3 separate regions of the Homo sapiens genome follow, and all the other regions are linked to region 2. Evidence: chromatin loops called from intact Hi-C (ENCODE). Cell type or tissue: GM12878. All regions are shown on one strand. Links, peaks and the distances in the headings refer to the core of each region. The heading gives the core; the rest is flanking DNA. Region 1 overlaps PDE4B (phosphodiesterase 4B). Region 2 has its middle 88 kb from the start of SGIP1. Region 3 overlaps SGIP1 (SH3GL interacting endocytic adaptor 1).

The links. A loop is a pair of places that touch in the nucleus more often than their neighbours do. Peaks named below come from ENCODE experiments on the same cell type or tissue, not always from the same donor. Only the 100,000 strongest peaks of a DNase experiment are listed, where the experiment ranks them.
Region 1: it touches region 2 in a loop (2.5-fold over the local background); 3 of 110 quality-filtered maps call a loop at or near these places.
Region 3: it touches region 2 in a loop (7-fold over the local background); 41 of 110 quality-filtered maps call a loop at or near these places.

What each region holds. Positions count from the first base shown.
Region 1 is chr1:65,806,982-65,818,250 of GRCh38, reverse strand. All of the region lies in intron 1 of PDE4B (phosphodiesterase 4B), which reads right to left. Among named protein-coding and RNA genes, the nearest start is that of PDE4B, 20 kb to the right of the region's middle. RefSeq lists an enhancer at 5,850-6,079. In GM12878, for the core only: no CTCF peak of the experiment used is centred there; a DNase peak (open chromatin) is centred at 6,010.
Region 2 is chr1:66,440,641-66,451,909 of GRCh38, reverse strand. No RefSeq gene overlaps it. Among named protein-coding and RNA genes, the nearest start is that of SGIP1, 88 kb to the left of the region's middle. RefSeq lists enhancers at 5,220-5,269, 5,280-5,329. In GM12878, for the core only: CTCF peaks have their summits at 5,304 (motif pointing right), 5,629, 6,256 and 7,952 (motif pointing right); DNase peaks (open chromatin) are centred at 5,359, 5,689 and 6,239; H3K4me3 peaks cover 887 bases; H3K27ac peaks cover 1,820 bases.
Region 3 is chr1:66,720,374-66,731,642 of GRCh38, reverse strand. It overlaps SGIP1 (SH3GL interacting endocytic adaptor 1), which reads right to left. Exons shown (of 25, transcript NM_032291.4): 20 at 2,224-2,379. Among named protein-coding and RNA genes, the nearest start is that of DYNLT5, 26 kb to the left of the region's middle. In GM12878, for the core only: a CTCF peak has its summit at 5,405 (motif pointing right); DNase peaks (open chromatin) are centred at 2,229 and 5,432.

The DNA of each region.
Region 1 (11,269 bases), core at 2,234-10,233, 630 kb after region 2:
CAGGAAAAGCTTAGAGTGCCAGGCCCATAGTTTGGTTTTGTGACATAGAAAGTGGCTGAAGAATTTTAAGTGTGGAAATAACTATAGCTAGATTTGCAGGCTAGAAATATCCCTTGGAAGGCATTGTTGAGGGTGGAAGAGGTTAGAGCAGGGAATAATTAGAAGGCTGCTGAAGGATTCTAAATTAGACATGATGAGGGCAAAATCAATAACAGTGACAGCTGAGCAATGAATTTAGCTTTTTTTTTGACAACTAGAGCAGAAGAGGCCCTATATTTGTATCTGATAAAAGAAATTTTACAAGTTTATCTGAAGAAACATTTTCCTGAGGTGTTAATTTTTTAAGAATAAAAATAATGTGTGTGTCCTTGTAAAATATGTAAATCAAGTAACACAATGAATATCATCTTCAATTATAATTTTACAGAAGACATTTTTGAAATATATATTTTTGTGAGATTATAAATTATTATACATAATTGTTTTTGAAAATACAAGGAAGTCTAAAGATGCAAACAAAATGGATAAATCTATGACTAAAAGATCATTAATTAATCTTCAATTTTTAGGGCGTATGCTTCTAGCTCTTTTCATTCATTCATGATGTACAAAATACATACACAATCCTATAAAAACCAAACAACGAATTTAGATATAGAGTCTGGTCAACACATCAATAAGAGTTGCAATAATAAAGGGAGGGACTAGAGTTTGACCTGCGACAGTAAAAATAAATAAATAAAAACCACTTCATGTGTACACAGCAGTGAGTTGGGACCCCATCAGCAAGCCATGTATGTACTGACATGTACATGTAAATTTAGAGTTACAGAAGAGTCTTGCTTTGATACTTAAGGCTCAGTCCTTTCATTTTCAAATTTCAATCTTCAACCTTAAATTTAAAGCTCTTCCATTACCCTGCCACCAATGAAAGCTACACTTGGGTTCCCTGTCAACAAGGTTCTGAATGCAAGAAGCAGCACCCTTACATACTGCCTCTTTTCTCTTAAAGGCTAACTCCACCAAAGACAGGGAAGAGAAAACGAATAAATCTCTCCTAACTTAACTGGGAGAGATTGTCACCCTCTTATGATTATTTTCCTGGCTCTTGGTTCTCTGCTTAACAATTTCACACTGGCTTTAGATGCCTCCTGTGTGGCAGGCAGGCATCATGAGGACACCCTTTTAATTGGGCCCACTCCTCACAAACATTGTGCACCCCCAAAAATTACCATTTCTGTGCAGTACATAGTAAACTTTGTTCACAGTTTTGAACCTCAGCTACAAGTCTGGAGCACAAGAATCATCTCACTTAATAATACTTTTTTACAAATATGTTTATGAATGTATTTGTGTTGGCTTTGTTACAAAATTATTTTTCAAAATTATAATTTTATAAAAATGCTTTTTACAAAACTTATTACATAGAAGCTGCTTACAAAATTCGAATTAAAACACACATATAGTATTGTATCTTGTTTTTATCTAATTTATACTGTATCATATTAATTTTCCCAAATCAACAAATACTCTTCAAAAAATGATTTTCATGGCTTTAATAGTAAGTAGCATAATATCCCCATATTAGATAATAAGGCTGTTTTGCTTTCTTTGTCCATTATAAATAGTGCTTGACTAACATCCTTGTTTATAAATCTTTGTGATGAAATCTGTGATTGCTTCCATAGATTTTATCATAAAATCAAAATTGAGTATGAACCATTTTATGGTTATTGATACAAATTGCCAATTTGCCTTTGGGGAAAATTGTACCAATTTATATTTCTACTCACAGTTTAAAGGTCCTTTCACTAAAAATTCTTCAAAACTGGCTATTTTTCCTTCTGAAACCTTTTATGAATTATCAATTCGGTAGCAGCAACCTTGCTTTAAGTTGCACTTATTTGGTTACTATGGAGAATTAATATATCTTCAAGCGTTTATTAGCTGTCAAGGGTTGAGATAATTAATTGTACTCACCACCCCACCCCAAAACCAAATCTCTCTATCTCTCTCTCTCTCATACACACACACACACACACACACACACACACACACACTGCATTAATAATCACTAAAAACAGAAACAGGAATCACACTGATTTTAAAAAATAGCTTTCTTAATGTTTAGGCTGATCAGAAAAGAATACTTGACTTTTGATAACACTTGGACCTTCCAAGATTCTTCTAAAACTGAAACACAAGCAGCTGAGGTGCATCTATAGGAAAAGAGAAAATTGAGAAAGAGCCGAGCCAAGCAGTTGTTATTTTTTTCTCACCAATTATTAAGATCAGTTAGCTTAGGATGGAGTCAGAAATGAGGAAACGGAACAAGGTACTGTAGCTGAAGTCCTTTTATGTAAAAACTTGAGGCAGGTGAATATGGTTCCTTCCTTATATAGCAATATGTATGAATCCTTTTACTGATTGCTTTTATATACTTTGTCCAATATTCTTTGAAGAGAGTAGGATTGTTATTATTGACTGATAAGTGCATTTTATTTAATAAGAATGTATCTTTGTCATATATGATCAAATGTTTAGTTCAGTTTAAATTTTTTTAGCTTCAGGACAAATTTTATTGAACAGAAACTCCTAATTTTACAATTGGTTTCTCAATGAACCTTTTTTTAAAAATAAACTTTTTTATTTTCAAATCATTTTAAATTTACAGAAAAGTTGTAAAGATAGTACAGAGTTTCCATACACACTTCAGCCATTTTTCCACTAAGGTCCTTTTACCATTCCAGCATCCAATCCAGGATACCATGTTGCATTTATTCTCAGTTTAATTTTTAATTTTGGTTGTATTTTTTCTCACTTACAGAGCCAACAGTACTCAATTTCTATTCCCAAACTGAACTACCATTTGATAAATAATTGTGTTGTCTCGTGACTTGAAACACCAACTTAATCATCTATATGGCTTCCAAATTTATATATCTTAAATTAAATTTCTTCAAAAGCAGAGATGTAATATTTATGTTGGCTCTTAAAGCACAAGTTATGCTTGCTTAAAAATGTGTGTTGAGGGTGGGGGGGAGGGGGGAGGGATGGCACTGGGAGATTACCTAATGCTAGATGACGAGTTAGTGGGTGCAGCGCACCAGCATGGCACATGTATACATATGTAACTAACCTGCACATTGTGCACGTGTACCGTAAAACTTAAAGTATAATAATAATAAATAAATAAATAAATAAATAAATAAATAAATAAATAAATAAAATGTGTGTTGAATGAAGAATTAATGAACACACTTTTGCTGGGAAATGCAATAATTTTTGCATAGCCAAGCACTTTCTAATTACCTAGAAAAATCAAGCTTTTCCATAACTAGGTATTTACTCAAGACAAATAAAAACATATATCCATGCAAAAACTTATACAAAAAAAAATTTGTAGCTGGTATTTTTGTAATAGTTTACACCTGGGAACAACCTAAATGACAATCAACAGGTAAATGTATAAAGACATTTTGCTATATCCCATACAGCAATAAGAAAAAAAGCATCCTTTGAGTGACAGAAACAAAAAAAAGCAGATACTATATGATTCTATTTATATAAAATTATAACAACTAAAACTAATTCACAGTGAAAGAAAGCAGATCAGTGTTTGCCAAAGGATGGGTTAGAGAGAGGAATGGACAGCAAGGAGGCACCAGGAAACTTTCGAGAGTAATGGAAATATCTTGATTGTGGTGTTTTCATAATTGAACACATTTGTCAATAGTCACTAAATTGTAGCCTTTTAAATGAGTTTAACTTATTGTACTTAAGCAGTATCTCAATAAAGTTTCTTTTAAAAAAAAGCATTACAGAAGGTGCACAAAATAATCCATTGGTTATAAGAATATATATATTACATTCATCTTTTATCAATGTATTTCATCTTCATAAATTTCTGTTTTCACATATTCTCTACAGCATCTAAACATATGTACATATAATAAGATGATGTGACTTAAATATTGTTATAAGGATGAGGGAGCAAAAGGATTTGAAGACTACCAGTCCAGCCAGCTAGAGGAAGAGTGCTGACACACACCCTGAGCTGTTTCCATCAACCAGCAGCTGCCTCGGGCAAGGCTTTGGCAAGCAATGTGCTGTAGTCAATTCACGACTGAATTTTCTGTCAAGTGCCCAGAGTGCCCCAGCCCTTCTGTTCACCTGGCTCTCGACTCTGGGTAATACCCAAAGCTCAAAACTTGGACTTCTTCACTGTTCTCTTTTTAGTCTAATAATTGGCTTAAAGCTCACATACACTCAGGGCTTCTATTATCAGCATAACACTGAAGACAAACAAATCTATATTCCAGATCTCTCAACTGTTGTTTTTTTTTTTTTTTTTTTTGCCGCAGTGCCTACTGCCTATTGGACACATTATTTTTCAAAGCTACATTCTAATTCAAATTCAGTATTTCTAACCCCATAGCTTCACAAACCAATTTCTTCTCCTACTCTTGCACTGCTGCCAAAGAAAAAAATACCCTGAAGTTATCCTTGATTCATTTTCCTCTTTTACTTTAAAAATCATAATTTCTACCCATTTGCCATTAAGGTCTTAATTTACCTATCTCATCTATCTGTAGCAGTGATTCTTTGAAACTATAGAGGACCCCCTCCTCAGAAAAACTACACTGGCACACATTTTTCATACTATTTTGAATATGATTTCCAGGGCCCACAATGAAAATGTATAGATCTCTATATTGTTCACTTCTAAAATCTGTTTACTCTGATCTGGCTTTTTCCTGAGAGTTCCAGACCACCTTCCAAATACTTTTCAGATAGGTATTATTTTATATGGCAAAAATATCTCAAACTTGCACGTTCAAAACTCAACATGCCATTTCCCCCAGCAAAACTGTATCTTTTTCTTAGTCTTTCTTTAGTGAATGGCAATTCAATTCCCCCAATTAATTAAAATAGTAACTTGCATATTACTGTTGACTTCTTTCTCCCTCCGTATACCTCTCACATCTAAATGGTAATTATAGTGACCTCCCACGATTAGTTAAGTGGCATGCATTTGACAAAGTATTAACAACCAACCCACCATATATGCTTACATATTTTCTGTATGAATTTAAATAAGTGACTCACTCCTCTACAGGTGAGCAGCTAATAAACCAAACCCTCAATACCTCATTCCTGAACTCCCTCGGTAGCCTCCTAACTCTCTGCCTGTTCCCAATCTCGTTCCAGTTTTAGTATCTCCCAACATGTCTTAGAATAGATTTAGGTATTCCCTCTCCAGCCCCTACAGAAACTTTAGTGTCCTTATCTTCATTCTTAAGGTTTTGTATTCCTGGGGCAACTTTTCCAGGGCTGTCTAGGACCCTTAGAAAGCAGTTGACAGGCAAATAGAAATAAAGAAGCTAGAGAATAATTGTTTAAGGTGTTATACTCTCTCCCAACCCCTGCCCAGTGCTATCTATTTGTGTTTTCATGGAGACTTTAGAATAGAGCTTCTCAACCAGTGCATTTCTATACATAATATCATATAGGAGGCTGAGACAGTCGTCCCCTCAGTCCCTAGGATAGGCATGTAATTCCTAGAACCACAAACAGCATTATCTATGTAGTTCAGTATTTACTACAAATATTAACATTCCAAAGTGTGCCAATGGATGAAAAAAATAATTGAGAGGCATTTAAAACACAGAAAGTCCCTCCAGTATCTAAAAACAATGAATTTCCACCCTGACATTTTACTGTCTTGGAAATTTAATGCCACCAACCTATAGTTAAAACCTACATGATTATGGCCAATTACATTTGGAAGGGATTTGTCCAAGTTGGCCCTGGATCAGGGAGAGCAGCAGCAGGTGAGAAATGCTGCCTTTGAGCAGCTGATGCAACCCAGGTGTGGCAGAGCATGGAGGGCCATACCCTAAGAAGGAGACCAGCAGAGAAACTGAAACAAGTGAGTAACTAACCTACAAGAGGACCCAGAAATTTAGAAAAGGAACTCTCAGAGCAGAAACTGAAAGCCAAGAACAGAACCCAAAATTGAGTCAGAGGAAATGAGGCAAAAGGTCAGACCTCGGGGAAGGAAGCTAGAGATGCCAAATCAGCAGAAGGCTGAGGGCTGAGGTCAGGGATGAGTCAATTCATCTGCTCTCAAAGCCAAAAGAAGCCCTAGCCCTTGAGCCACCACAAGGGTTAAAACTTCTTTAGTGAAATGAAAGGAACTAAGCTTAATTCCTCACTGAAACCTCAGTACTACAATATGTTAATTTTGTCTTTTAATGGTCCTGGGGTTTTTTTTGGTTTGTTTGTTTGGCTTTACTTTTTCCCCCTAATTTCCTCATTTACCTTCTGTATATTTTATATTTCATGTAATTTTTATTTAACGTTAATGAAACAGCAGCTTTCAAGTTGTCTTAGGCAGACAAGAAATTTTTTTCTAAATTTATTGAAATAAAAGTATATGTAAATTATGTCATAATATAAAGAGAAAATCCAAGCCACCTTACTATCATTAATATTAATATTATTTGTATTACTAGTAGCTATCATGTACTTAACTTTGTAACCTTGTGTCTTGTACTATGCTAGATGACTTTATATGTTAACTCACTCCTCACATTATCCACAGGAGGGATTATTAGTCACAAACAAATGAGGAAATCAAATAGGTCAAAAATTTTTCCATGATCCTATAACTAATAAATGGCAGGAATGAGATGTAAACCTGTGATGTGTCTGATTCTTAATTACTGCACTCAGCTCTATTTTATTTAAAATATGCTTATTTAAATATGACCCACATAAAATGGGTCATTTGCTTAATGAACATCTGTCAAAGCACAGCTGGGTATTAAGTACTTTTCTAGGTGCCCTTGGGGCAAAAGAAAAAGGAGAATCTGACATAGCCAAGCCTTGAGGATGCTCAAGTTAAGTTTGAAGACAAGACGTAGTCCATGAAATACAACAAAAATTAGTCCAAAGTCATAGGTAAGCCTTCAATTTGAGCCCTGAAGATACTATTTCTCAGCATATGACCCTGAGCAAGTTATTCTTATTGTGTAAAGCTGAGATCATAATGATATGAGCCTCATGGGGTGTTCTAAGGATAAGATGAGATAATGTAGACCATTAGTTTTCAACTTCAGGTGATTTCCTCTCTGACAAAAGATATTTGATAATGTCTGAAGCATTTTTGGTTGTCACAACTGGGTAGGGGGAAAAGAGAGTGTTGTTTGCATCTAGTTGGTAGAGGCCAGGGATGCTGTTAAACACCCTGCAATGCACGAGACAGGCTGTCTCCCAAACAGGGAATCATCTGGCCCAAAGTATCAATTGCACTGGGGTTGAGAAACCCTAACGTATTCGAAGCGTTTAGCAGAATCCTAAAGGCATTTAGTAGTAGATCCTCCACATTAACTCACTATATTTGCATGAAAAGGGGGTAGCACTTATGGCATTTATGTACTTAAGAAAAGAATTAAATAGAAAATAATTGTAAATATTAATAATAATTTTAAAATATAACCCTTTAAGAAAAAGTCTTACAAGTCAATGTGGTAGGTAAGAGCATAGGCTTTGGAGTCAGATAGACCTAAGTTTGAATCCTGGCTCTGTGTAATGCTGAAAAAAGTATTAATCTGAACCTCTCCATTTCTTCATCTTTAAAATGAAAATAAATATATCTAAGTTATATACCTGGAACATACTGAAACTCTCAATAAATATTTTTAAAGTTTTAACATACTGAGTCTTAAGCAGGCACTAGAAAAAGTATAGACTTTGGGTTGGTGAAAGAAAAAAAACAAGTCAGCCCTCGCTATATAAACTTAAGCAAATTACTTGGCTGAGGCTTAATGTTTTCATCCTCAAAATTAGTATAATAATGCTTTCATCACAAGGTAATAGTAGGAATTAAATGAGACTGCATTTAAAGCATTTCCTAAGATGCTTGGCACATGGTGAGTGCTCAATAAATATTAGTTACCTTCCTCCAGAGGAAAAAACAAAATCTTTATAAAGGTACTTAGGTCAAAATAAATAGCAAAAATTACCTTTGCTAGAGCAGAAAGTGTGGACTAAGGACTTTTGGAATATCCCATAATTTATCAACACTCCACCTTGGAGAAGCCCTGTTTCTGCATTTGAAAGGGAAGCTATACACTGCCTGTCCTTTTCACTGCCCACCAGCTTTCAACAAGCATCCTTCTTTTGGCCTAGGAATGTCACTGTGGCTTATCTAGGCTGAAAGAGAGTGCAGCCCTTGGCTGCAATTACTGGAAGAATAAAAATTCAATTCTTGAACTACAAATTTAACTGCATTTTAAGAGCACCAAAAAGATCCACAGCAGAAACTATTCATAAATAAGTTAAGCACAAGGCATGATTTATCAAGATATTTGTCATTCTATCTCTAAAAATGATCATTAATGCTGCTTTTATGACCATCTCTGAAAATCAGTTTGTCAGGCAGTAATACCAGAAACAAAATTACTCATTCAGTGACTGACTTCCTAGTCAAGACAGATGATATCTGAAAGTATAATAAATGCTATTTCAGAAAGTGCAGTTTAAATTTCAACAAAAATAAGAAAATAACCATAAACTATCCAATTCCAAGCTATGAATGCTAAAGCCTCTTTAAATATCCTATATCATGTACTTAAGATAATTTCCCAATCAAATGAAGGCAGTGTTTAGATCTCCTCATTTATGCTAATATTTCAATATGAAAAATGAGTCCATATACAAATGGAATATAAAATATAACACATATAACTTCACTAGTCTAAATGGCTTAATGAGTGTATTTTCCATTTGAAATTATATGTTTGCTGTCATTTGGCAAAGCTGACGATCTCATGGCAATTCTATAGGTTGTTTTTGATGCATCTTCTGAATTCGTTTTGCAATTTTTTTTTTTTTTTTTTTTTTTTTTTTTTGTGAGATGGAGTCTCACTCTGTCACCCAGGCTAGATTGCAGTGGTGCAATCTCAGTTCACTGCAACCTCTGCCTCCCAGGTTCAAACAATTCTCCTGCTTAAGCCTCCCAAGTAGCTGGGATTACAGGCCCGTGCCACCATGCCCAGCTAATTTTTGTATTTTTAGTAGAGACGGGGTTTCATCATGTTGACCAGGCTGGTTTCGAACTCCTGACCTCAAGTGATCCACCCGCCTCAGCATCCCAAAGTGCTGGGATTACAGGCATGAGCTACCACGCCCAGCCCATTTTGCATTTCTAAAGACTAAATATCTACCCACACACCACATAACATGTTCAAAAAACAATTCCACTTTCTGTTATTCTGTTAAAACCTAAACATATTGTAAAAGCCTGATCTGTGTGTCCAAAAAATGAGCTACTCTTAAGTTGTCTTTTTCTGAGAAATAGAAAATAACAACAATCATGTACTAGAAGCATTCAACTGATTATATGTCCCTCTAAACACAAATCAGCCATAACTGAAAAGGTTCTACCCTTTACCAAGTACAGGATACACATAGAAACCTTTTGTACTACCCACATTCATTTCCAATGCTTTCCAATGCTATTAAATTTCCTACTACATGACACTTGTCAGGTCCCACCACATCAGAATTCCAAAAATTTCAGAGGGCCCCCACTGCCATTAAGATAAAGATCCCCCTCCTAAAACTCACTTTCATATGCTCAAAGTTCACAGTGTGATCTCAGCCCACCTTTCAAACACGTCCTCCCATTCCTCACCTATGTGGAAAATTGTCTAGACTTACTATTCCCTCACTATGCCTTATACTGTCTGCCTTCAAACATTTATGCTCTTCCAGCTGAGGATAATGGCTCATGCCTGTAATCTCAGCACTTTGGGAAGCTGAGGCAGGAGAATTGCTTGAGACCAGAAGTTCAAGACCAGCCTGGGCAACGTAGCAAGACCCTGTCTCTACAATTTCTTTAAATTAGCCAGGTGTGGTGGTGCATGCCTGTAGTGCTAGCTACTTGGGAGGTTGAGGCAGGAGGGTCACTTGAGCCCAGGAGTTGAAGGTTATAGTGAGCTAGAATTGTACTACTTCACTCCAGCCTGGGCATCAGATCAAGAGTCTGCTTCAAAAAAAAAAAAAAAAAAAAGTGTTTGTCTACCTACTTGATGGACCCAACACTCCCTTTAATCCTCACTGACTCAAAGCCCTACTTACACTTCACCTACTTATTGCCCCTAGGCCATCCTGTCTCTGGGACTAGATGAGGATTATACAGTCTAGAGGTCGATGCTCTGTATTCACGCAGACACTATGGTCAAAGTAACAATAACTGTGGAACCTGAAAGGCATCCAGCTACTTTGGGAAGGTAACAAAAAGGATCTCCATGAAGGCTAAAGGGCTTAAATCACAGAGTTCTCCAAACCTTCCAGGTCTCCAAAGCAGTAACTACTCCTTTCCTGACAGATACCTTCTACTGACACCAACCAAGGGGCCACTCCAGCTGCCCTGCCCACTCCAACCCTACTTGGGCAGCTGCTTTCTCTCTCAGAGGACACCACATCACATTGAAAAGTTCGTTAGGCTCATGAGTAATTAAAGAAAACCAATTGAAAATAGCCAAGAGACCGTTTTTCTCTCCTCACATTGACCAATGACTTGACAAAATCGAGAATTAGAGGGATATGAGGAAATGGGATTAGAGGGATAGGAGGAAACTAGCACTACAATCGACAGTTGGTGAAACCATACATTGGTATACACTTTCTGGAAGAAAAGTTTATGTCAAAAAGCCTTTAAATTGTGTATAGCCCTTAACTCAGCAATTCCAAACATTTATACTGGGATACTTATTAAAGCATTGGTAAATTCCAATAATTAAAATGAAAGTGATTTGAATATTCATCATTAGAGAATGGATTCAATAAAGCATAGTACACTTATTCAATAGAATACAATACAGCCCTTCATAATGATGCGAGAAATCGATTTTTTTACTCAATTTTGAGTGAATACATGCAGTTATAGAACGATGTGTATAATATAATTGTGAATCTGTGAATCTATGCAGAGGGACAGCTGGAGAAATGTTTCCCACTGCTTCTAGACATGATTCTCTGAGGTACCTGCAAAGGGGTGCCTGAATCACAAATGTGGTTCTCTTTATGATTTGATCATCTCCCAGGTCAGGTGAGTTTTCTAGCAGATGTGCTGCTGTTAGAGGTAAAAGGACCCCAGGGATTCTTGCCATTTCTGTTTCACTTTAAGAAAATTCAAGTTTCTCTTTACCTTGCAATTAAGGTACACAGTAGAAGAGTAACTATACACAGAACAATA
Region 2 (11,269 bases), core at 1,928-9,927:
TTTTTCACTACTAAAATACTATTGCTTCCATTACTAAACATCAGTCTGTTCTTTAAAAAATATTTTTGCTTTCCTTAATTTGATGTAGATTCAGCTGGAAACGGGCTAGCTTCATCCTGTTCATCAACTCAAAAGGGAATCCTCAGGTGATTATAACCTACTGTTCCAAAGCAAAACTCATAATGAGATTATGAAGAACAAATAGAGGCACAACATCTTCATGTCTTTGGCAGGAAGAAAAAAGCGAATTACTAAGGACGTTTTAAAAACCTATATTGTGTAAAGCAATATTCTACGTGTTTTACAATAGTAACAAAGTTAATCTTTAAAATAACCCTAGGGGCTCTGATGTAACCGGCCCAATGAACTTCTGTTACTTGCCCAGATCACAGGCTGGGATGTGGGGAGCTTAACTGTGGGCTCTGGCAGGGTGTCTCCAGCACCCAACTTCTTTTTGTTTTGTGTGTATGTTTCATAACCTGCTTATATTTGCTTACACATTCTTTAAATATATGTGTACACAAAGCCACATGGGTATTTTCAGAGGAGCACATGGAACATTATACACATGTAAGTAACACAGTCATTGCCTCAGGGGCTTTTTTCTCAGGTGGCAAATCTGTTGCCTCTCAGAGGCTCTCAGTTACCCTCTCACTACCTTTTCCCAGATAAAAAGTGTACCCTGAAGTGAACCAGGCTCTGGAATGTTCCTGAACCTCCTTCCTCACCTCAGAAAGAACTGCCCTCTTAAGGGTCTAATTTATTGGAAAAATAATACATCCTAAAATGTTAATAATTTCTTATAAGTTAGTATCATAACCTTCCCAGATAACATATCTTTAAATCCATAATATGCAACCTTAATGAAGAGAAATTTAATTAGGTTGATAAGGAAGCTATTTTCTGTCAAGTAGATTATACGGCTCCCTTCTCTTAACCAAAAGGCCTTGGATATACTTGACATCAAGTTAAAATGAACTGGAAAGTCAAGCTTGTGCAGAGTAGGAAAAAAAAAATGAAAAAATGTAGCAATAGATACTTTTAGATTAGGCAGGTACTCTTAGCTAAAATTGTGTATCTTTTCTGAGCCTCTTAGCCTGAGACTGAAATAGATGCAAATGTTATCTCCTGCATCAGAAACAATCAGTTAACTAGAACCTAGTATATCCTGAGCTAAATTAGGTTTTTTACTAGGTACTAAATATAATGTGAGAGAGAAACGAATGTTAGGTTGACATGGTGCTTCCCAAAGCTTGCTTTGTTTAAATGGCATGTTTTGGTCCACTGACAAGGTGATTCTTTTTTCTCTGTCTTTAAATTTGTTAAAAAAAATTTTTTCTGACAGTGAAAACAAAAATAATAGCTCTCTCCTGCTAAGTATTTACTCTGCAATAGGCACAAGCACAGCCCTTCACAGTAATCCTCACAAAAGGTCTATGGAGTGAGTATTCTTGTCCTCACTTTACAGATAAGAAAACAGGGTGCTCAAAATAGCCACTAGCTTGTTCAAGTTTACGTAGCTAATTGGTAGCAGAGCCAAGATTTAAACCAAACACCCATGTACTGTGTTGGATAGTGTCCCCTAAAAGTCATGTGCTTCCCAGAACCTCCAAATATGACTGTATTTGGAAATAAGGTTGTTGCAAATGTAATTAAGTTAACATATAATTAAGATGAGGTCATGCTGGAGTAGGGTGGGTCCCTAATCCAATAAGGCTGGTATCCTTGTTAGAGGAGAGGAGACACAGAGACCCAGACACACAGGGAGATGCTGTGTAATGACGCAGGAGGCAGAGGTTAGAGTGATGAAGATTACTGGTAACTCCAGAAACTAGGAGACAGACATGGAACAGATTTTCCCCGAGAGGCTTCACAGAGAGTGTGGCCCTGCCAACAACTTGATTTTAGATTTCTAGTCTTCAGAACTGTGAGACATTAAATATGCCCGTGGTTCTAAGCCACCCAGTTTGTGGTATTTTGTTACAGTAGCTCTAAAAAACTGTTGGAGCTCAGGACAAATCACCCCTAAATATTCCTCTTGGGCATGCTATTTATTAGCAGATTATTTTGAGAAACTAGATGCAAGAGCGCTCTGAATAGCTACCCTTTTGTAAAATAAATGTGCATCTCTAAGGAAAATTTTTATTAATAAAGATATCTGTATTAAGGAAAGAGCTGCTCCTGAGACAACTCTTACCACCTGAGAGATCCTTATCTGTATAATGAGACCACATTTATTCACTGTACATTTCCCCCCCCTCATCCTTCCATAACTTGTCCCCACTACTCCTTAGGAGCCCCAAACCCCTCTTTCTGTCTGTAGCTCAGGATTCCATAATATATAAGCATCAATCATTCAGCTCTTCTTTGAGTCTCATATTTTTGTGGGACTCCTGTGCATACATACACAATTCAAATTATTTTTCACCTGTTAATATGCCTTATGTCAATTTAATTCATGGCTCAGCCAAAGAACCTGAAGGGTACAGAGAAATCATTTTTTTCTTCCCATGCAAACCTAATACAGCTTGCAATCCTAAGCAATAGACCCTGTCTACCTATTTATTGTAGAAATTTTAGAAAACAAAGAAGAAAGTGTACAAAGCATTCTTGATCCTATGTTCCCAAGTCCATCACTATGGATTGTATATTTTTAAGTTTGTTTTTGCTTCCTCCCAAACACCATTTCATTCAGTTTCATCGTTTAAAAATAGCAGCAACTCTCTTGTGTATTTTCTTTCATTTTATCATTTGATCAGCTCTACTCCTTGTGGGATGTGCTTTAAAAATAGTGAAAATGGCTATTAACCTCAGAATCCTCAGTTTTTTTATCATCGTCATAACCACCATGATCATTTCAGCTCACCATCTCGCCCTACCTTCCTAACTGCTGCTTTGCAAGCCCTCCTCCTGCTTGTGCACCAACTTTTACTCCTGTAACTCCAAATTAGTTGCGTTAGAATTTGCTTCCATCATCTCATCTATGTATCTTGATCATCTGTTTGGATATACTATCCTTTTATATCTCTGGGCTGTGTTATAGGTAATTTATTCAAGTTATATTTTCCAACTCTCTAATAGTCTTTTCATCTTTGTTTAATTTGCTGTTTCATTCAGCCATTGCGATCCGGGTGTGTATTTGAAATCTACGAGTTTTATTTAGTTCTTTCTAAAATCTGCCATATTGGTTTTTAAACTTTTGTATTTATTTTTTGAATGTGTTTTTTTTGTAGAGATGGGGGTCTCACCATGTTGCCTAGGCTGGTCTCAAACTTCTGGGCTCAAGGCCTCCCACCTTGGCCTCCCAGAGTGCTGGAATTACAGACATGAGCCACTGCGCCCAGCCCAGTTTTCACATTCTGTTTTTCTTGCTTTTTTAAAATTTCCTTTTCCATTTCTTTTGACCTTTTACACATGGTTGTTTCTGTTGACAAAAAGCCAAACTCTGTAAAATATTTGAAGAGATTTCTTCTAAGTCAAATGCAAAGACCATGACCCATGATACAGCCTCAGGAGGTCCTGAGAACATGTGCCCAATGTGGTTGGGTTACAGGTTGGTTTTATACATTTTAGGGAGACACAGGACATCAATCAATACATATGAGGTATACATTGCTTTGGTCTGGAAAGGTGAGACAACTTGAAGTGGGGGCTTACAGGTCATAGATGAATTCAAAGATTTTCTGATTGACAATTTGTTGAAAGAGTTAGTTATTATCTAAAGACCTGGAATCAACAGAAAGGAGTGTCTGGGTTAACGTAAGGTGATGTGGAGACCACAGTTCTTATTATGTAGGTGAAGTCTCATAGGCAGCTGCTCTTAGAAGTAATAAATGGCTAATATTCTAATATTTCCTATTCATACCTTTAAAAATGCTAAACTCTCATCTAATCCCTTCAGGGTCAGAAAAATACCTGGAAAGGGAAGGGGATTCTCTGCAGAATGTAAATTTTCCCCACAGGAGACAGCTTTGCAGGGCCATTTCAAAATATGGCAAAGAATTATAATTTGGGGTAAAATACTTTTGTTTCTTTCAGGCCCTGCTATCTGTCATGTGATGCTATGCTTGAGTCAGGTTGGAAGTTGGTATCTTAATGTTACCAGAGTCTGTTTTGTCAGTCTTGAGATCTCTGTTTTAATTTTAATGCTGGACAGTTGTGCCTGAATTCCAAAGAGAGGAGGGTGTAATGAGGCATGTCCAATTCCCCTGCCCTTCGCATCATGGCTGGAACTAGTATTTTATGTTTCTTTGGAATCCCCTTGGCTGACAGGAGGGGTCCATTGAGTTGGTTGGGGGGACTTAGAATTTTATTTTTGGTTTGCATTTCACATTCTTTTTCGGATCACTCCAATATCTGGTCTTTGAAAGTCTAATCTTTCATGTATTATTTCTGCTGTCTCTCATGTGCTCCTTGTGTGTTCTTTGGTTTTGGTTTTTCTGTTTTCGTTATGAGCTATATTTTATGGAATACAATCTGTAAGAATCCAATAACCTATATTGGAGGTGCTGATTGCAGCAATGTAAGTATTTATTTCCAGACAATCCCACCATATAACTCCCTCCTCTGCTCACTTGCTTACTGCTACGGCTGCCTGCTCAGGTTGTAGTTCATTGCTTCTGTTATTATTTACTTAACTCTTAGAGCCTCAGAAGTTTTCCCTCACTTTTTAATAAGTGTAACAATGCATTAAAATTATGTTTATTGTGTGTGTGTGTAATTCATCATTGGATTATAGGTCATTGGATTATAGGTCAGATACTTTTTGAGCCCTGAACATCATAGGCTGTCCTTTTCAAGACATCATATAATGTCCTATTCCATCATAAGAATCTTTCTCCAAAATTCCATGAGAATGACCTGAATCTTGATGTCTCATTCTCCAAGACTCAAGAAAGCACATATATTTGCATTCTCAGACTGATAGCAACTGAATGGTTATCATTCAAGGAGAACTTGTGAAAGCCTCCCCTTCCCCAGAAATGTCCACATCAGGAGCTTGGCGTTTAAGAGGTCTCTATGTTCTGGTATCTGAGCTGTCTGAGGGTCACTTTGGATTACAGATTCAGGAGTGAGAGGGACCTGGTAGTGAAGACCGCAGACTAGAGATGCTTGTAAGAATAACAGGGGGAGAGAGATTTCTGAAATTGGTATATGGATTTTTGTAATTAACATTTGCTATATCCCCAGTGTCTAGTATAAGCTCTGACAAATCAGAGACTTTAGAATAAATCCTTGTCGGTTGAATTAAAAAAATCATGAACCCTTTTTGAGCTTTAGCGACAGTATTGCTTTCTACCACTAGATGGTGGTGTAAAACCACTTTCTCTCTCTCTCAGGCACACAAAATGGCCTTCGTTGTTTTCTGGCCTTCCAAGCAGAAGATTCATCTCCCCAGTCTCAGCTTTTCAAATAATCTCAATCTGGATATCACGCGGCCTTTTCTTTCTGAGAAAAGCTTGAAATCTTTCAGATTCATTCTTGAAAGCTGTGATTTTTCCAGCAACACGTCTACTAATATTTGATTCACACTGGGAAGATTTCTATGGCTGTGACATCCAGAATGCAGATACATCTATGGAGCATGGTTGTTGTTGTTTTGGTCAGAGGTGGCAGTGTAGATTAATTAATGGAAAGAAAAGAAACCAGAAATTGTGAGATTTGGATACCAGACTCAACATCTCTGTGCCTTTCCTCAAATTAAAAATATCCAACTTGGCCGGTGATTTTCAAATTGTTCTCTTGTTCCACAATGACCTAAGGAAACTTCAGAGACAAGTCCAGCTGACAAGGTGTGTGCATGTGTGTGCGTGCATTTGCACATGTGTGTGCACATGTGTGTTTGGTGATTGGAGCAAGTATGAAAGGTTCAGTTATGTTGATGCCCCTCCTAGCCCTCACATTTGTGGTTCTAAGTTCTTTCGTTTTCATGATTGAATTTTTCACCCTGGTCTACTTGAGTGCATACTAAGAGATGTGGGGCTCTGGACCAGCCTGAAAGGAGACCCCTGCAGTCTCTGTTCATCTCCAGCACCCTCCTCTTCTCTCTCCTGGTTCTGTCTTTCTACTGTCTTGCTGAGCTCTTGCTGCCTGGCTCAAATAACTCAACACAGCAACAAGAGGTATTTGGAGAAGGGTTGGAGAGACAGAGTTTTCATGGCAGTGCAATTAATTGAAAAAGAAAAGAGCCAGTTCTTATAATGAGCCTGAGTAAGTACATAAACAGAAACTGAATGTCAAGACTCTCAAACAGGAAAGCGTCACCCCAGCAGGCTGTGCACAGAGGCAGGAACAAAGCCCACAGAGGCAGGAACAAAGCCCACAGAGGAAGAAACAAAGCACATAGAGAAGAGGGTCGCAAAGATGGACAGGTGGGACCATGAAGTTAAACAGCTCCACGAGCATGCTTTGAGTGTCTACTATGTGCTGGGCTCTAAGGATATGGAAACAAATGTAAGGAAATCTTAGGAATTGGGAGAGAGGTTCCAAACTAGAGAGCTACCAGGCCCTATTTAAGTGCTTTGACAGTAGGAGGGACAGAGTGCCAGGAAAATTCAGAGAAAAGGTACCAAATTTAGTGTTGGTGGGTTTGGGAGACTCCCTGAAGGAACTAATGCACAGAAAAAAAAAGGAAAGGAAAAGAAAGGAAAGGAAAGGAAAGGAAAGGAAAGGAAAGGAAAGGAAAGGAAAGGAAAGGAAAGGAAAGGAAAGGGAGGGGAGGGGAGGGGAGGGGAGGGGAGGGGAGGGGAGGGGAGGGGAGGGAAGGGGAGGAGAGGGGAGGGAAGGGAGAAGGGTGGGAGGGAGGGAGAAATAAAGAGAGAAAGAAGAAAAGTTTGTATGAGCTTAAAATTGTCTCTCTAATCCTTCTCCAAATACCTCTTTCCTGATGCTGACGTGTTGACTTATTTGGGCCAGGCAGCCAGAGCTCAGGGTGACATTAGAAAGACAGCACCACGGGAGGGAATAGGAAGGTGGTGGGGGTGAGCAGAGACCTGCATTCATTCTTAGCTAAAGGGTTATCTCTTTTCAGGAGAAATTTTTATCAGACTTCTTTAATATATATTTGGTAGTTGGTTTTATACAATTATGTAGTATTAATAGCTACTCTTCGTTAAGTTCTAAGCATAGTTCTAGGCAATTTACATACAATTCCACATTTAATCCTCACAACAATCCCTTGAGCTAGGCAGTAGTATCAAGATCTTTATGTTGAAAACTGTTTTATGGAAAATTTTAAGCTCACACCAACTTTCTTTCCTTCCTTCCTTCCTTCTTTCCTTCCTTCCTTCCTTCTTTCCTTCCTTCCTTCCTTCTTTCTTCCTTTCCTTTCTTTCTCTCTCTCTCTCTTTCTTTCATCTCCATTTTACCCATCACCCAGTATGAAGAGTTATCAACTTGGAGCCAATTGTGTTTCATCTAGGCCCCCCACACTTTCAGATGTCAGTAGTATGTTAAAGCAAATTCCAGATGTCTTGTCATTTTATCTGTACATCACTCAATATGTTAATCTAAAATATAAGGATACTTCGAAAAATGTGAACACGAGTCTACTTTCAGGGAAGGTGGAGTAGCAGGGATTGAATTTATCCTCCTGCCTGAAACAACAACAATAACAACAAAAGAAAAAAAAATACGTGAAAGAGTTTTTGAAGTTTCTAGACATCAGGCAATGAGGGACAGTGACACCTGAAGCAAGCAAGTTGAAGCCATTGCCAGAGCTTATTGCCTTGAGGAAGTCCAGGTGTGACCAGGGAGGAGGAACACAAGAGGAGCCTGATGGACTTCCAGAGCAGGGCTTTGTGAAAATTAATAATTTGATTATAGAATTCAAATGGAAGTGCAAATGACTTGGAATAGCCAAAACAACTTTGAAAAAGAAGAGCAAACTTGAGCCTGGGAGGTCAAGGCTGCAGTGAGCCATGATCATGTTACTTCACTCCAGTCTGGGCAATAGAGGGAGGCCCTGTCTCAAAAATAAACAAAATTAGAAGAGCAAAGTTGGAGGAGTAGCCTTACATGATTTCAAGACATTATACAGCAAAGACATGGAACCAATGCAAAAGCCCATGAATAGTAGACTAGATAAAGAAAATGTGCTACGTACACACCATGGAATACTATGCAGACATAAGAAGAATGAGATCATGTCCTTTGCAGGAACATGGATGGAGCTGGAAGTCATCAACCTTAGCAAACTAACTCAGGAACAGAAAACCAAATACCTCATGTTCTCACTTATAAGTGGGAGCTAAATGAGGAGAGCGCATGGACACATAGAGGGGAACAATACACACTGGAGCCTACCTAAGGGTAGAAAGTGGGGCAAGGGAGAGGAGCAGGAAAAACAACTAATGGGTATTAGACTTAACACCTGGGTGGTGAAATAATCTATACAACAAACCCCTCTGACATGAGTGTACCTATGTAACAAACTTCCACATGTATCCCTGAACTTAAAAGTTAAAAAAATGACTTATAAAGTTACAGTCATCAAAACAGTATATGGTATTGGTGTTAAGATAGGCAAGTAAATCAGTGGATCAGAATAGAGGGTCCAGAAATAAACTACACACACACACACACACACACACACACACACACACACACACACACACATATATATATATAGAGAGAGAGACAACTGATTTCTAGTGAAGGTACAAAGGAAATTCTATGGAGAAAGGATGATCTTTTCAGCAAATAGTGCTGGAAAAAATGAATAGTTGTATGCAAAAAATGAAGCTTGATTCATAATTTGTACAATAAACAAAAATGAATTTAAATTTAAAACCTAAAGCTGTGAAACCTCTAGAACATAGGAAACTTTTGTGACTTTGGGTTAGGCAAAACCTTCTTAGATATGACATCAAAAACACAATTCACCAAAGAAAAAAAATTAAAAATTTGGACTTCATCAAAATTTAAAATTTGTACTCCTTAAAAAACACTCCAAAGAGAATAAAAAGACAATCTACAGGCTCACAGAATATGTTTTGCAATGATAGAATACTTGATTATATATAGAGATTGAGTATTCCTTATCCAAAATGCTTGGGACCAGAAGTGTTTCTGTGAGATTTTTCAGCTCTTGGAATATTTGGACATATATAATGAGATATCTTGAGGGTGGGCCCCAAGTCTAAACATGAAATTCATTTATGTCTTATGTGTCTCATACATACAGCTTAATGGCAATTTTATACAATATTTTTAATAATTTTATGCATGAAACAAAGTTTGTGTACATTGAGCCATCAGAAAGCAAAAGTGTCACTATCTCAGCCACCCAGGTGGACAATCTGTGGTTGTTTGGCATTACATCATTCCTGACTCTGCACTTATATGCTGCTTATCAGCAATCAATTTCTTACACTTACTTGCACATAGGTACTTAATAACAAAAATTATGACTTATCATTAACCCAATAATGGAACACTAAGCATGTGGGAGTTATTTATATCCTACTGCTCAAGGTCATTGCCAAGGTCTGAGTGCAAAAATTCAAAAAAATGCAACCTCAGGCATAAATGGGTTAATACAGTGAAAGAAATAATGTGTTCAGGGTAACGGAGCGACACAGTAGCTCCTCCAGAATACCTGTATTAGCTGTTAAACAACAGCAACAACAAAGCCAGGCTTTCAGTCTCTAACTGTAAAGCTGTGTTTTGATTAAAAGGTTATTGTACACTGTATTCTACATTTTTAGGTGAGAAGAAACTTTAGAGCAATTGAAGGAGCAGGAAGTGGAACCTCCAGGGATGAGGAGGCATTCTGCTGGATGGCTTTTAAAAGTGTTTTCTCCAGTCATCTGCTCCACTGACAACAGTTTTGTCTTAGAACTTTTTCTTTGATTTTATTAACTGACATGATGCCTTGCTCTAGAATGCACAGTGTTCTAATTTCTTCATAAGCCCGTCATACATTTTCACCATGTCATCTATAGGCACTTTCTCTGTAATGTTTAACCAAGTCCTTTATGCCCTCTCTCTCTATATATATATATAAATATGTATGTATATATATACACACCCATATACATACATGTACATATGTGTATATACACATATATATGTATATATTTCTGGACCACCTATTCTGATCCACTGATTTATTTGCCTTTCTTAATGCCAATGCCATATACTGTTCTTGATGACTGTAACTTCATAAGTTTTTTTTTGCTTTTATTTTAAGTTCAGGGGGACATGTGTACATGTACATATATGTACACATATACATATATACGTATATATACATACACATATACATTTATACACATATATACGTATATATGTATATATACACATATATACATATATGTATATATACACACATGTACCCTCTATATGTACACACACATATATACACACATATGTGTATATTAGCATTCTCTATATACACACATATACACATATGTGTATGTGTATAAATTCTTATATATGTACCATACATATGTGCATATATATACATACACAATGCACATATGTATGTATATGTATGCATGTATGTATACACAATTATACATATAAGAACACATATATGTATAAGTATACATATATGAACACATATACGTATAAGTATGCATATATGTACATATATGTATATGAGGGAGATATATAGTGTGTGGTGTGTGGAGTATATATACATATATGTATATTATGCACATATTCACATATGTGTGTATATGTGTATATACATGTATATTTATGTGCATATATACATATGTATGTATATGCATGTATATGTGTGTATATATGTATGTATATATGTTTGTATACAAATGTATGCATGTTTATACCACCACTCACTCTCTCCCTATATACACATGTATACCTATGTGTACATATGTGTATATGTATAAGTATGTACATATATGTATACAAACTGATACATGCATACATGTATACATACATATACATATGTATATACATAAGTGTACATTCCTATATGCACATATATGTATACATACTTATAAGTGTGTATGTGTATATATATATAGAGAGAGAGAGGTGATATATATAAACAGTCATTCATCTGCTACCTAATAATGGTTCAGTCAATGACCACACATATGACATTGGTCTTATGAATTATAATGTTGTGTTTTTGCTGTATCTTTTCTATGTTTAGATACATAAATACCTACCATTGTGTTACAATGGCCTACAGGATTCAGTACAGTAACATGCTGTACAGGTTTGTAGCCTAGGAGCAATAGGCTATACCATACAGCCAAGGTGTAAAGTAGGCTATACTACTTAGGTTTGTGTA
Region 3 (11,269 bases), core at 1,027-9,026, 280 kb before region 2:
AAGAGTCTATAGATGACTAAAGGGTCACTCATCACAGCCCTGTTACAGTGATCAAGTAGAGTTCATAAGATCCAAATTAATGGGATATATTTTATTTCTTTTTTTTTTACTTTTGTAAATAATAATTTAAGGGTCTATATAATATTTTGTTAAGCAAAACCACTTTGAGTGATGTTTGATTCTATGTATAAGACCAGTATGTTAATATATGTATACAACTTTTGCACATATGCCTAAGAACTTGGCAACATAACTGCCTAAAAATGCAATGCAACAAAAGCTGTAACTATGACACCAGTCATATTTACAAACAAACTGGCAAGATATTGGCACATAATTCCTAATTTCAGATGGAGGAACCTTGAAAAATAAACTGGCTCAACGTGCACAACCAAAAAATGGAGGGAAACTGAAGCAAGAATTCGAATTAAGAGACTTTTTCCATTCCCTCACGGTTTGCACAGTCTTGTGGGGGAGATGGATGAATGAAGAAACACAAATAGATATGTCATTATTAACTGTAGTAAGTGCTACAAAGGAAAAGAACAGGGTACCTTTAGAGAGAATAACAAGGGGACAGAATTTATTACGTTGGCACAAAAGGAATTACGGTTTTTGTCATTTAAAAGTAACGGTAGAAACTGCAATTACTTTTGCACCAAGCTACTAGTTTGGGGCTGGTTGGTGGGGGTATGGGGAGGAGAATGGGATAGTCCAGGAGGCAGAGTAGAGCTGAGACTAAAGGATGAGTTGGAGTCAGGTGAAGAAGGTTGAAACAGTATTCGAGGCAGGGGAAACAAGTACTACAAAGCCCTGTTGTGGGAAAGGATGCAGCCTGTTTCTGAGATTGGCAGGTCTGGCTGGAGCTAAAAGGATTCTGAGGCAGGATGGTGGGAGATGAGAATGGAGAGGCAGACAAGGGTAAACAACTCAAGGCCTCAAAGGCAATGGTAACAGGTTTAGATTCTGGGACAGGTGTAATGCGAAGCCACCAGGGAGTTGTGAACAAAGGAGACCTGATTTACTCACAAAAGACCACCTGGCTGTTGAAATGTATTGGAGAGGGGCAAGATTGGATTCAGGGAGAGAAGGCAATTGCAGTGGTATGGGGAAAAGACAGTGGTCACTTGGACAAGGGAGGTGGCAGTAAAGAAAAAAGTGGCCACTTCAGAGAGAGGTTTGTAGATGAACATCAGGACTTGATGGAGAAGCTGTCAAGAAGACTTCTTTCAGCTCATTCACTGCAAATAATTAACTTGTATAATTGATCATTTTAATAGCATGCATGCATGTGGGTTTGTGTGACTGTGCATATGCATAATAAAGACATCAAATTCAGGTTTAATAGTTAGAAAATGTGAAAAATTACATTGATATAAACATATTTGCATAAGTTTCTTTTATGTCATACATGTAAAATTCCATCAAAACAATGATCATTACAATGAAATTGTATTAACTATTAAACCTGAATTTGATGTCTTTATTATGCATATGCACATGCACAGTCACACCTACACACACAATTGATTTAAAAAGAAGGCCAGGCGTGGTGGCTCATGGCTGTAATCCCAGCACTTTGGGAGGCCAAGGCAGGCAGATCACTTGAGGTCAGTAGTTTGAGACCAGCCTGGCCAACATGGCGAAACCCCATCTCTACTAAAAATACAAAAATTAGCCAGGTGTGGTGGTGGGCGCCTGTAATCTCAGCTACTTGGGAGGCTGAGGCAGGAGAACCACTTGAACCCAGGAGGCGGAGGTTGCAGAGAGCTGAGATGGTGCCACTGCACTCCAGCCTAGGCAACAGAGCAAGACTCTATCTCAAAAATAAAATAAAAATAAAAAGATGCTCATACAATGAAAGGATTTTATTCTTGTTATTTGGCTCATTTCCCACCATTGTCATCCACTGTCTGTTGATAATGAGTAAAACAGACGATGAACAAACTGTTGCTGATACAGATTTTCTTACCCTGTCTCTCTAACCACTTGAGATAGTTGGCCATTAAAACACGTATATGCATATGCAGTCACACATTCACACACAACCACCCACAACAAATTTTGATAGCTGGTAAAAGTTCTGTGCTTGAATCTACAAATATATCTGAGTGGTGGTAATTTCACTATAGTGCGACCCTGTTGCTAAGATATATCCCTCATCTAAGTACAAAGTACTAAGCCACATGTATCTCTGAAAAATTTATGCAAAATCATATTTACCAGCAGAGAAGTTGGGGGTTTGGCAGGACGTGTTCTAACCTGCTGAAATTTATCACCCGAAAAGTCAGAGCAGCTGGGGACGGGTTGTTGGCAAAGTGTCTGGTGATGCCAGCAGGAAATGACAACACCATTTCTCCGGTAATCTTAACGATACATCTGGCATATCAAAACACAGAGAGGAAAGAGAGAGAAAATCCATGTCAATACACTGAATCAAAACTGCTGTGAAAAACAATTTATGAGGCAATGTTAAATAGCAGAAGAGATAAAAGGCAGGCTCTTACAATTCCATTAAAAAATACTTTAACTTCTATTTTAGGTTCAGGGGTACATGTGCAGGTTTGTTATATAGGTAAACATGTGACTTGGGGGTTTGGTGTACAGATTATTTTGTCACCTGGGTACTAAGCATAGTATTTGACAGTTTTTTTTTTCTGAACTTTTCTCTTCTCCCATCCTCCTCCCTCAAGCAGGCCCTAGTTTCTTTTGTTCCTCTCTTTCTGTCAACATGTTCTCATTATTCAGCTCCCACTTATAAGTGAGAACATGTGGTGTTTGTTTTTCTGTTCCTGTGTTGGTTTGGGAAGGATAATGGCCTCCAGTTCCATCCATGTTCCTGCAAAGGACATGATCTCATTCTTTTTTTATGGCTGCATAGTATTCCATGGTGTATATGTAACACATTTTCTTTATCTAGTCTATCATTGATGGCCGTTTAGGTTGACTCTGTGTCTTAGCTATTGTGAAGAGTACTGCAATGAACATACCAATGCATGTGTCTTGATGATAGAATGATTTATATTTCTTTGGGAATATAACCGGTAATGGGATCTCTGGGTCAAAGGGTAGTTCTGTTTTTAGTTCTTTGAGGAATCACCACACTATTTTCTACAATGGTTGAATTAATTTACACTCTCACCAGCAGTGTATCATTTCTAACTTATCTGAGAACTCAATGGTCAGCACTTATTTTAAAAAGTGACTATTTTGTTTTATGTGTTTTGAAATGTAAGAAGAAAAGTACAGCTTTTCTCTTTCTGTAGAAGTCTATAGCTTCACCTCATGAATAGAATCCTCTACTCTGGTGGTTCTCCCTCACTTTGATTTCTGAATCTTTGGCAGCATATTTGAAGATAGTATATTGTACAATGTTATCACATTATTTCCTGGACTTGTCTTACTTAGCTCTTCGAGTAACATGAGTAATGCCTTTAGCATGTTGTTTTATGTACTCATGAGGTAAAGTTTTTGCCTTGCACTTAACTAGTTCTTCATTCCATTAATTTGTCTATTTGGTCAAAATTGTAAACTCAGTCATATAAGTTAACACAATGGGATGATAGCGTGGAAGGAAAAACAATTCTTTTTTTTTAAAAAAGGCTTTATGAAGATATAATTGATATATAATAAACTGAACTTATATACAGTGTAAAACTCCATGAGATTATATGATGTAAAATCATCATACAATTAAGAAAATGAACATTTCCATCATCCCTGAAAGTTTTCTTATGCTTTTTTGCAATCCCTTTTTGTAATCTCTCCCACTGCCTCCTTTCCCTGTCCCTAGGCAAGAGTTAATATGCTTCACTATAACTTCATTTGCAATTTCTAGAATTTCATATAACAGAATTGTAAGGTGTGTGATTTTTTGTTTCTTTCACTGCACATAATTATTTTGAGACTTGTTCATGTAGTTGTGTGCACTAATAGTTCATTTCTTTTTGTGGCTGTGTAGTGTATGGGTATACCACAGTTTTAAAAAATACATTCACCTACTGAAGAACATTTGGCTTCTTTCCAGTTTTTGCCTATTACAAATAAAGGTGCAATGAATACGCGTGTACGGGTATTAGTATGAATATACCCTGTCATTTCTCTTGGTAAGTACACAGGAGGAGAGTCACTAGCTCACATAATAGGTGTAGACTCTCAAAGAAACTGCCTAACTGTTTTCTAAAGTGGAAAATACAGCTGTGCATGAGGGTTTTAGTTCTTCCACATTCTCACCAACACTTGGTAGAACTGATCATTTTAATCTTAGCCATTCTCATAGGTGAGTAGTGGTATCTTCTTGTTGTTTTAATTTGCATTTCCATAATGGCTAAGGATCATCAGCATCTTTTATGTGCTTGTCATCAGTTATCCTCTGCTTAAACTGTCTGCCAAGTTTTTAAATAGGGTTGTTTGTTCTCTTATTGAATGTCAAGGTTTCTTTATACATTCTGGGAATGTCATTTATCAGATATATAATTTGCAGCCCAGTCTGTGGCTTGTTTTGTTTTTTCTTTCTCTTAAAAGGACATTTGAAGAGCAGAAGTTTTTAATTCATCAATTTATTCTTTTATGGGTTATATCTAATCCAGTCATTCTTTCGGTGTCTTATTTAAGAAATCTTTGCCAAACCGAAGGTCACAAAAGTTTCATTTGTATTTTCTTTTTCCTTTTTGAGACAGGATCTTTCTCTGTCACCCAGACTGGAGTGCAGTCGTGTGAGCATAGCTCACTGTAGTCTCAAACTCCTGGCCTCAAGCAGTCCTCCTGCCTTGGCCTCCCGAACTGCTGGAATTACAGGCATGAGCCACTGCAACTGTCTCACTTATATTTTCTTCTAGAAGTTTAAAAAAAAATCTTTGAGTTTACATTTAGCTTCATTACCCATTTTCACCTATTTTAGTCTTACAATGTATATAGTGTCAAGTATGGATCTCAGTTCATTTTGTGTGTGTGTGGATATGAATATCCAGTTGTTTCAGCATCATTTTTTTGAGAAGACTGTCCTTTCTCCACCGAATTACCTTGAAAATTTTGTTGAAATCTAATTGCCCTTATCTGTGTGAGTCAATTTCTGGATTCACGATTCATTCTGTTCTATAGATTTATTTGGTCTATTTTTTAAGCCAGTATTGCACTGTCTTGATTACAGTAGCTTTATGATAGTTCTGAAATCAAGTAATGTTAGTCCTCTAACTTTGTTCCTTTTCATAGTTGTTTTCGCTATGGTAGGCCCTTTGAATTTCCACATGAGGTTTATAATCACCGTGTCAATGTCTATATAAAATCAATCATTGCCTCCCCGTTCCAATTCACCCTTTACTGACTGCTCTGAGAAAATTAACGGATCTTTATTGTATTTTTCTCTTTGCCTGCAGGAACCATGCTTAGTTTTGTCAGTAGAGGGCGCTAGAGAGACATTGCAGGAGAAAGGGGTTTTCCTTCACCCTTCCAGCCTGCTTGCAAATGCAGGCTCTTGCAATGCACAAGGCTTACGTAGTGCTAGGTTGTTGAAGTTACAAGAGGCTTGTGTGTGGCTCCTGCAGTGCATGTAGTGTCCCCAGAGTGTAGGTTTTGCAAGCCATATAACTCTGCCAGTGCCTGGTAGCACAGACAGCTTTCCTGTCATCTGACTCATGTAGTACAACTGGCTGGGCTGCCACAATGCCCAGATCTTGCAATGCAGATGGATTCTTTTCCAGCCTCCTGCCATGTTCACACCTTCTCCACTGCCATCTTCTGCAGTGCATGGTGGCGGCAGCACCCATCAACCTTAGCTTCCCCTGGCAATTCCCTCGGCCAGTTTTGTAGTAGAGTGCCTCAGTGAAACACCTTCCCATGAGCAGCTGGAAGTCAGCTGGGCTCTCCTTATGCCAGGCCTGAAAACTCTCAAGCAGGTAAGCTGGAGCAATCATAGGGCACACCTCCCCTTTTAGGGATCACTGCCTTCGCCTGAAGTCCAGTGTCTTGCAAGTCATTGTTTTATATATTTTGCTTATTTTTAAGCTGTTTGAGGTAGAAGGGTAAATTGGTCTGTTACTCTACCTTGGCTAAAGCAGAAATTTCACAAGGATTTTATTCTTCTTTGGGACACAGTAAATGCTTAAAGTGAGTGAGCTTCTTTATGATTTCCTCCAATGTCTCCACAGCTGACTCTTGTAGTACTTCACCTCTAAGTTCAGGTATGTACTTTCTGGGGAAATTGATGTTAATAAATGAAAACTTTGCTCACATTGGAGCATGGAGACTCCACGTTGTCCTACAGTCACCTTGGATATTGTGTAACTCTAATGGATGAAACACACATGGTTCAGGTGAGGTGCTGTCTGGCATACATTCAAAATAGCTTAAATGAGGAACTGCTATAACCTTGTAGGTATAAGGCTGGGTTTGGGGCAGAGATTGGGAGCAGATGAGCTTCTTAAAGATGCCATGTGAGCCTCCCTCACTCAGGTGTTAAATCCATAACTTTGTAGTGCTCTGAATGGGATTTTTGGTTTCTGGAAGTTTGCATTTCCATCTCTCCTGGAGAACACTGCTGACCTCCCAGTTTGGGAGCAAACTGCTGTCTTCCTTCTCTACCTTTTAGATCCATTAACCCTGTTTGTATACTAGTGCCAAATTGGTTCTGAACCTTGATTTCCCCTCAAGCTGAGTCTACTCTTGATATTTGTCCATATGTGGACATGTAGAATATTGTTTGGCAGCTATTAGAAAACAATTAGAGCACTTATAAAATTAGATTTCAGCACCTACCATCACTTAGAATATTGTTATTAGCAGTGGTGGCTCAACTGTTCTTTAACTGGTAGGGAATTTTCTCAGTTTTCTTGCCAAGTTGCTCAAAATGAGATCTAAATGGTGTCTTGGTAGGAGATAAAGTTTCTGTTTTGAAAGCAAGTCAGACAGGGGAGGAGGTGGCATTTATTAACTCAACAGGCATCTGTCTATTCACTCCTAACTATGCAAGTTGTTCTTGTTATTTTTTCCAGTGGGGTGGTAATTTAAAAATGAGCAAAATAGCCTCTGCTTTCAAAGGGCTTACAGTGTTGGGTAGAAGGTGGGAGAAGTAGTCCACGTAGTCCTGTGTAAGAAGCACTGAGGCCTCAATTACATTTCAGCATCACAACTGTCAGAGCCAGAACTTTTGCTGACTTATTAATCCATCCAGTGTCTAAATTGACCTGAAATTTTCTATATAAAAATTTAATATTTTCTATACTCACCAAAGAATTTTTTTTAACTTAAGGATTTTTCCTACCAGTATGCAAGGTGGCTACATTTCATGTGAGTTTGAATGGTGGAAATAATGTGAGATGGAAATATGAATAGATGCTTACTTCATGAATAAAATAAGAAATCATGTGAATCCTCACAAATGAAACATTTGTCAAAAAATGGCAAAACTTCAAAGTCAACCAGCCAAGTGACTTATACACTGGATTTTCCCTAGCTGGTCACAGAAACACTGGCCAGTTTTGTTCAGGGAATGTGTGAGGTCATCAGAGATGCATCTCTCTCATAAAATACAATTTATATGTACTGCTAACAAAACCCCTAGGTCTGTTTCTCAGTGTACATCTGTGTAGATGTAGCTTCTCTTCTTTTCTTTACAATTCCCTTTCTTTGGCTTATGTACTGCTTTTCATATTACAAGACTAAGTTCAAAAGAAGGCCTTTCCGAAACATTTCTTAATATCCTCTCCATTTAGCCTTCCTTGGTTTCTCCTTTCTCTGGGTTTGCTTGGAGATAGGTACAGATCTTTTTCTAGGAAATTATGTTGCAGTTTCACGCACATCTTATCTACTATTGTGAAGACAAGTTCTGGGTCATAGGTTCTGGGAAGGCAACGGTGCATAATGTAGAACTCAGAGTAAGAACTCATTGTTTAAAAAATAAATTCATACATTTATTTATTTATTTATAGGGTGCCTACACAATATACCAGGCACAATGTAATGTGCTAGATTTGGCAGTGACAAATTGGACAAATGGTCCTTGTGCAAATTTCTAGTTTAAACTGGAAGACAGATACTGAATAAATAATTAAAATGTGATGATAAAAGAAGGATAAGAGAGAGCCGAGTAACCTAAGCTTTTCTAGGGAATTAGAGAGTTAATCTCTGACCCTTGTTTTTAAGCACCAATGTTCTTTAAATAGGAACTAATAGCGGGAGATGTGTTTCCCCAATCAGTAGCAAAGGTAAGGAATTTGCTGCCTGTGAGCTACTGAGAAAGTCTTACATGTCAGAATACCTGTTATGGGTGCTCCGAATATTTACAGTATAACTATATTTAAATGGGTTACATATCATAGTATATAAAAATTAAGATAGTAGATTTCTGTTCCCAATGGATGGTCTGAGAACAAATGGCTTTGATGCAGGATGACAGGGAACTATAGACAAAATCAAATCCAAATGCCTTTGCTGCATCATTTCTCTGTTTGGTACCTTGGCTGGCATTATTTCCACCTGGTGATAGAACTTGAGTTGTTTCCTTGAAAGTGAGTGATAAAGGAAGAGCAATTAAAATGGTTGCTGAAGATGAAATTAAATATATGAGTGTCATTTCATGATTCATTTATAAGTTTCTGATTTCAAAATTTTAATGAAATAAATTGGATCTCCCACCTACCAGCATAGAGGATATCCTACAACTATTTATGGCAATAAAATTAAAAACAGATTCCATATACATCCACAAGTCAAAGACTCAGTTAATTTAGAAGGGTATAGGAAAAACACTAATATTAATTTGGCTCAAGTGCCATGTCATTGGAATGCCAAGGCCGCAGACATCAAGCTTACAGGTGCAGACTACCCTACACGCCTGTCATAGTGTATTGGGAAACTGAACCAGGATGAAAACCCTGGCTTATATTGTGACAGGCCGATGGGACAGGCTGCTGTACCACTTATTGGAATTAAAAAATACGTTAATAACGGCTTCTTAACTCCCACTGCACCATATTTACACCTGTTCTCTGGTGCACTTGGTATTATATTTATGCACAAGTCCTATTTTCCATATGAGCTGTCTTTATCGCCAATATATCTCCTGTCTAGCACAATGGCAGGTACATAGTAGCCATTTTGTAAATATTAGGTGAGTAATTCAATTCAACTTGTTCAGCAAATATGCCTTGTCCTGTTTAGCTGAGGACACAACAGTGAACCAAACAGGCAAAATCCAGCTCTCATGGTATTTACATTCTAGTGGGGGAGAAGACAAATAATGGACAACAACAACATAAAAGATGTTAGAGAGAAGGGCTATGGAGACAGAGAACATGAGGTAAAGAGGAAGAAAATGTTGACGGGGTGGGGAGCGGTGTTGTTATTTTATATAGGATGGACAAAGAAGGTCTCTTTGATAAATTTACTGAAGAATCATGAAGGGAATGAGGGGACAAGTCACTCAGAACCTAGGAGAAGATTTCACGAAGGCAGAAAGTGAAGCAAATGAAAACCCATGAGGTGCAGGTGGGTTGGGGTGATGGAAGAGAGACGCCATGAGGCCATGTGGCTAGAGTGGAGTGAATATGGAGGTGAGGGTTGGAGGCACGGTCAGGGATAAGGAAAGGAGTGATGGAGATGGGATCAGAGACACGGCCACGGGGTGAGGCTGGGGGAGTCTCGAAGGGCAGATCATGGAGGGTCTTGTAAGAGTATTATGAAGCATTTTGTTTTTACTTTGAACAAGATGGGAGGATTTTGAGCAGAAGAGTGACATGATATGTTGAGACTTTGTAGGGGTGCAAAAGCGGAAGAAGGGAGACCAATTAGATCTCTCTGAATAAATTAGTGGATGAATGAATGAAAGCCAATTAGGAAGCAGACAAAGATGAATTCATTCTTGTGTGATCCCCAGCGGTTTTCACTCAGGTATATACATTCACTCCTGACTACTCTTATTTTTCAAAAGGGCAATTCTGGCCAGGCACAGTGGCTCACGCCTGTAATCCTAGCTCTTTGGGAGGCCAAGGTGGGCAGATCATTTGAGCCCAGGAGTTCAAGACCAGCCTGGGCAATATGAAAAAACCCCGTCGCTAAAAAAAATACAAAAATTAGCCGGGTGTGGTGGCATGTGCCTGTAGTCCCAGCTACTCGGGAGGCTGAAGTGGGAGAATTGCCTGAGACTGGGAGGTTGAGGCTGCAGTGAGCTGTGATTGTGCCATTGTGCTTCAGCCTGGGCAAAAAAGTGAGACCCCATCTCAAAAAATAAAATAAAAACATAGAAGGATGTTTCTGTCTGCTTTTCTCAATTCAGGCCAACGTGATTTTCTAAGGTATAAGGTCAGTAGTCAGTGATAAATTTTCTTAGAACTGGAATAACAGAAAATTATGCAAATTCTTTGTCCAAAGAAGATTCTACAGAACAAATACGTATGAATAAAGCATATCTACAGCTAACGCTCATGATGTCTACTTGCCTTAACAGTTCAGACGTATGCTCTATAGGAGGTAGCTTGTGATTTCTATTGATATGGGGATGTGGCAAATGGCCTTTCTGTTTTGAAGATGAAAGAGAAAAGACGTGGAAAATCCAGGGTCCACAGTGCTTGTTTCTCTATAATATTCTGGGCATAGAATGAAACCTAGATGTTGTTTAAAGAGACATGAAGTTGAAAGATCCTAGTGGCTGGCTAGTACACTTAAAGGTGGAGTTACTAATTGTATTAGTTTTCCAGTATAATATTGTTAGATTTCGAGTTTTACGTCTAAAACTAGTGTTTCTGAAGTGTCGAGAGGATTCATGATTAGTTATACCAATTTCCACTTAAAATATATATGGAGATCCAAGTTCTAATTATATTTAATTATCACTGTTTCAAAAAATTTTTATAGTATAGTCTAGTGTTCTATATACACATCGACTTTTTCTTCTCCAGTTTTTAAAATTGTATTTATTTTTCTGAAACAGGGTCTTGCTCTGTCACCCAGGCTGGAGTGCAGTGGTGTGATCATGGCTCACTGCTGCTTCTGCTTCCCAGGTTCAAGCAACCCTCCCACCTCAACTTCCTAAGTAGCTGGGACTGCAGGTGTGCACCACCCGCTCAGCCAATTTTTGTATTTTTTGCAGAGGCAGGCTCTCCCTATGTTGCCAGGGGTGGTCTCGATCTCCTGGCCTCAGCAATCCTCCTGTCTTGGCCTCCCAAAGTGCTGGAATTACAGGTGTGAGCCACCATGCCTAGTCTCCAGTTCTTATTGTCATAAATATTAAGTTTTTCAAAGCCCTAGTCTTTGTAAGTAAAAAAATTAAAAGCAA